Linked DNA regions of Mus musculus: region 1 is linked to region 2. Evidence: chromatin loops called from intact Hi-C (ENCODE). Cell type or tissue: heart. All regions are shown on one strand.

Region 1 (2,500 bases), 100 kb after region 2:
CCTCCTTTTTGACCCAGGCGTATTCACCAATGCCGGATTTGTCAGATTTCTCTTTCAGAAATTGAAACTCCATTAAAAATCGAGACGCCGGATCCTTAGTTAATTCAAAACTGCTCAATTTCACGAAACCCCGGAGCTAACAAAAACAAAACAAACAAACAAACGAACGAACAAAAAACCTGGTAGACTTCTTTTTTGGTCCAGGATTGAATTAGTTTAAAATAGTCACTGAGGTCTCCTTTGTAACCTGTAGATAGTAATTAATTGAAATCACATCACTCTCCTCTTGATAACACGAACACGCTGTTCAAACGGGGGGGGGGGAGGAGAGAAAAAAAATCAAACCATAAAAAGAGAATTGGAGGGTGCACGAGTGACATTTGCTTGGTACCCAACTGGTTCCAAGCTGCAAGGAGCTCTCTGCCTTCTCCCAAGGGATTCCTGGTTGTGGCTCTGGAACGTCCCCGGTCCCCAACCGCGCGCCCAGCTGCAGCCTTAGGAAAGGGGGATGGGGCGGAGGTGAACCCCAGGCACTAAGCAAACTGCGAGGAAGGCAGTGAATGTGTTTCCGTTTGGATCTGGGATTAGAAAGACCTGTCGGCAAATTTTCTCCAAACCACTCCCTCCACCCCCTGACCTCCCGGGCCACTTCTCCAGCCGCCTCTTGGTTTCGAAGTGGGTGAAAGGATGCAACACCGGGTGTCGGCAGAGCGGGCAGATGGCTCTGATCTCACCCCTCCCAGGTCCCATACGTCTCGGAACGCACGTCCCGAAGCAACTGTAAGGTCTCCGAAACCCACTATCCCGCGATGCTCGGACTCCTGGCTCCGTCGCTCGGGAGAACCCGCCGCTGCAAGGTCCAGGAGCTCCCCCCGCCCCACCGCGTCTCCACCCACCGCCCGCGGCGCCACGGCGCCCCACTCACCCACGCACTCGTTGGCCTCGCGGGCCGTGGCGCGCTGCCAGGGCCGGTCGTAGTGGAAGGGCTTGCAACGGTCGCATTCAGGGCCGGCCGTGTTGTGCCTACAGTCACACACCAGACTGTCGTCTCGGTCGCGCACGCAACGCGCCGCGTGGCCGTTGCACTTGCAGCGGCCGCCAACCTGCAGGTCAGACACTGCATAGTAATAGGAGTCGCGCGCCAGCTCCGAGTCGTCTTCGTTCTCGTCGCCGAACGTGTGCAGGCGGCTGAAAGCCACGCGGATGTCGGTGGCCGTGACCCAGTCCTGCAGCACCGGCGAGTTGTCGAAGTCGTGCGCCGAGGGCCGCCCGTCCAGCGTGCTGAAAGCGATCAGCCCGCCAGAGAGCGGGCGCATGTCGGTGTGCGAGTCGGTGCACACGGCCTCCTGCTCGTTCTGTTTGGTGATAGGCGCGCGGTGCGGCCGGTTGTACATTTTGCGGCACTGCGTGGAATAGAACTGGAAGGGCACCCACGTGCGCCCGTAGTCCATGGACTTGTAGATGGCCATGGACTCTGGCCGCGGCGAGCAGAATTGCAGGCTCACATAGGTCACCTCAAACTTCTTGCCGAGCGACAGAGTGAGCGTCACGTTGTGCGGGAACTGCAGGTAGTTCTCGGACTGCCAGCACGTCAGGTTGTGCGGGTTATTGAGGTCGGTGAGGAAGGCGGGCGGGTGCGCTTTCTTGGGATCCGAAGAGTTGCAGAGGTGACAGGAGCGCAGCCGCTCTTCACCACGCTCGCTCACCACGCAGTAGCGCGCCGGGGGCCGGCCGCAGGTGCTGGACACGCGCACGTCCTTGCCGAAGGCCGCGTTGACAAAGTCCGGGATGCAGCGGCGCGGGTGTCCATTCTCATCCGAGCAAGGATCAGGCTGCGCCGCCTGGCCGGCGAACATGCTAAGCCCGGGCCCGCCGCGCACCGCGCCCACCAGGCACGCCACCGCCGCCAGCGCCGCCAGCGCCTCCCACACAGCGCGCATCATGCTGTGGCCAGCTTGCCCCGGCCCCGCCGCGCCAAGGAGTCGGTTCGCCCGCCGCACCAGGCGCCTGCGGAGAGAGGGGAGCCGCGCTCAGCCAGCCAGCAGCCAGCCCGCCCCGCGCCCAACAGCCCTCGGTGGAGTGGCGGGCAAGTGCCCCGCTCCCCGGGGTACCAACCCCGAGACTGCCCACTTCCCTCCCCCAAAGTCCGGGGGACCCCGAGCGCAGGGGCTTCCAAACCTGAACCGCCCGCGCCCCTTCCTCCCGGCTTCCCCAGCCTCCCGGCCAACCGAAGAGCAAGCCCGCGCCCATCTGCCCATCCGCAGCTATGCCCATTCTCCTTGCTCCCTTAAGCCTCAGGCGCAGCAGGGCTCCAGATCCCCCAACCACGCACGGGCTCAGCGTCCTTTTCTCTTGCCACCTGGGGTCCTTCCTTTATAAATGCCCCCTCCCCAATCGCGTCCCCGCTGGGGATTCCGCGTAGGAGACTTTACCTCTAAGTGATGGCAAAAGAGAAAGAAAAGTTTGCCTGGCCCAAGCCGGGGAGCCCGCGCGCCGGACT
Region 2 (2,500 bases):
TGGTTCTTAGACATTGTGGGTCTTTAGTCTGAGACAGGCACACTGAGCAAGCAGGTTCTCTTCAAAGCTGGTCCCTACTGCCCACGTTATAAACCTTGAACCACCTTGGAGCACGCACATCAGCACTCTGCTCCCACTAATGATGGGTAGGTAGTACAGCCCTCAAAGGCAGAATTCAGTTAAGTTCTGGATCTCCGTGTTTTTAACTTTGGATCAGAAAACACCAAGTTGCCCTCAAGGAAGGCTGAACTGGCTTTGCCTCCTACTAGCAGGAAGTGATAGCTCTCATTTCACCACACCCTTGAAAAGAATAACAACACACACATTTGGTATCAACATTTAAGAAAAGAATGTTTGCAACTTGTCAGGGGAAAAGGCCGGGACTTGACATCGACTTGTGTCCATGACTACAGAAGAGGAGGTACGTCTCCTTGAGTCTACATTTCCATCTCCCTGTGTGCCTTGCCTGTTCAAGCCGTGGCCCAAATTTTCTCTCTCCATGGTTGGCTTAAAACGTTTGCCTTTTCTACTATATAAGCTGTAAATGTCTCTTACTGGTTTCTTACTGGGATGCTATTTTTACGTGTGAAGTTCTGGATTTTGCTCTCTGGTGTTACAAGCTTCTTTAAATGTTCTTCCAGGAATCGGTCCCCAAATCAAGTGCCCATTAGTCACTCAGCTGACAAGCAGAGGTGGAGTTAAAGACAGTGCCTGCCCTGCCGTCGAGAAGCAGCTCAAAGCCAGTTTAGACTAGAGAACAGACCTGATTCCCAAGAACCTTGAAAGTGTCCCTGAGCAGGTGTCCCCAGGTGACTGAGTTCAACCAGACACAGAAGCTGCATGGCTGCCCCACCCTCTACATGGAGGGCTGCCACACTGACGCTGACTCTGGACTCACTCAGTGAGACAAGGAACAGGACTTACTCCGAGAGGCTCAGTGAACAGCCAGCCAGCCTAGCACCGGAGTCAGTGTGTAAAGTCCTGGCCGGCAGCCGTTAGACTGTCCCAGAGAAGATGACCAGCATCACCAGACAGAACAGCTGGACCTGAACTACAGGCCAGAACTTAGATCTTTCCTGCAAGAACAGAAACCCCAAGACCCGGGGCACCTGCCCAGTACTGGGAATCCACAAGGATCGCTGGGGTCTCGCTGCCCTCCTCTGCACACAGAGAGCAGCATCTTTAGGTCCTTCATAGAGGTAGACACACTCCTGTAAAGGAGGCTCTAGCTGCCCAGCATCCAACAGGCCTCTGAGCCCTTCTGGGAATGCAGGGCTGCCTTCCTTACCCCTTGGGAACGCTCAGGCCCGATCTCCTTCTATGCACACCTCACGCCAACAAAAGGTTCTTTCCAAACAACTGGTCATACAAAAGAAAACTCTGAGGCCAACATCAAAAAGCACCCCCTGCCCCTCCTTGGGGCTGTCAAAGAGCATCAAGTGATAATTACCCACGCTCAGACTTCTGCAAAGTATTTTATAGCTTGTTTTCTTTTCTCTTTGTTTTATTTTCTCTACACAGATGGAAAAATGCACTGGGCAAAGTGGCTCACATCTGGATCTCTCAGGTCCACAAAGAGGTGTCACCCAACTCCCACCAGCCGTGGGCCCTGCCTCGGAGAGACACCCTAATCCCTGGGCCTTCCTGTTTATCTCCTGCTTCTCTCCCAGGCAAAAATATTGGGTATTAGTTTCATTATCAGATTTCAAGGCGGGAAGGAAAGGGCAGCTTTGTAAGAACAGAGGTCAACTCAGGAGAGATGGGGGTGGGGAAGCAGAGACCCTCCTGAGGGACCAGCTTGGCCCAGATCAAGGAGCCCCACACCACTGGAGTGACTTGGTAGTCTATCTAGGGGGTCCCCTGGTCTCTCATAAAGACTCTAAGCTGTGTGTCTGCTAGCTAGCATGTTGGGATGAGCCAGCCACATCCCCTATAGCTTCATCTCAGGCTCATGAGAAGCAATGGTGGGTAGGGAGCAAGGACTTCCCAACTCCACTCCTCAACCAGAAACCTGACAGGAAAGAGAAAGGGCACCAAGAACCAACTCCCATTTCCTTCCCCCACCTAAATGTCTTCTGTGTTAACTTCCAACTTTAAGCCATTTCGTTCATGTCTCCTGTCAACTGGAACATGCCTAGCCACTTGGCACCTGCAGCTGAGTTATAGTCAGCACACACACACACACACACACACAACTTCTCTGGAGAGACAGGATATACTTTCAACCACCCAAGTGGCTCCTCCTTTAACAGAGGAAATGGCCAGCCCTGAGGAGCAGACCCATCAGAATTCACATTGATCAAGTGGGCCAGATGCTCTTAATCAATTTTATTACTTCACTGGGGATGACATGGAGAAGCCCACAGCAAGCCTTGATTACAGTTTTTGTTGTACAATTGAGAGAAAGCTAACACTCAAGAAAGAAGACACACACATGCATGTATAGAATAGTGAACCGCGGATAATGGATTGGTGTGGGTGGGAGGAGTAACTGACTGGT

Evidence for each region. A loop is a pair of places that touch in the nucleus more often than their neighbours do. Peaks named below come from ENCODE experiments on the same cell type or tissue, not always from the same donor. Only the 100,000 strongest peaks of a DNase experiment are listed, where the experiment ranks them.
Region 1: a loop joins it to region 2, with 2.0 times the contacts of the local background. A loop is called at or near these places in 2 of 42 quality-filtered maps.

Annotation. Positions count from the first base shown.
Region 1 is chr11:68,384,178-68,386,677 of GRCm38, forward strand. It overlaps Ntn1 (netrin 1), which reads right to left. Exons shown (of 7, transcript NM_008744.2): 1 at 2,433-2,500; 2 at 926-2,007. The coding sequence starts at 1,943. Among named protein-coding and RNA genes, the nearest start is that of Ntn1, 1.4 kb to the right of the region's middle. In heart, no CTCF peak of the experiment used is centred here; DNase peaks (open chromatin) are centred at 604, 854, 1,124 and 2,224; H3K4me3 peaks cover 2,500 bases; H3K27ac peaks cover 2,038 bases; H3K27me3 peaks cover 1,991 bases.
Region 2 is chr11:68,279,350-68,281,849 of GRCm38, forward strand. The region is part of intron 2 of Ntn1 (netrin 1); the gene reads right to left. Among named protein-coding and RNA genes, the nearest start is that of Mir6406, 60 kb to the left of the region's middle. In heart, no CTCF peak of the experiment used is centred here; a DNase peak (open chromatin) is centred at 1,032.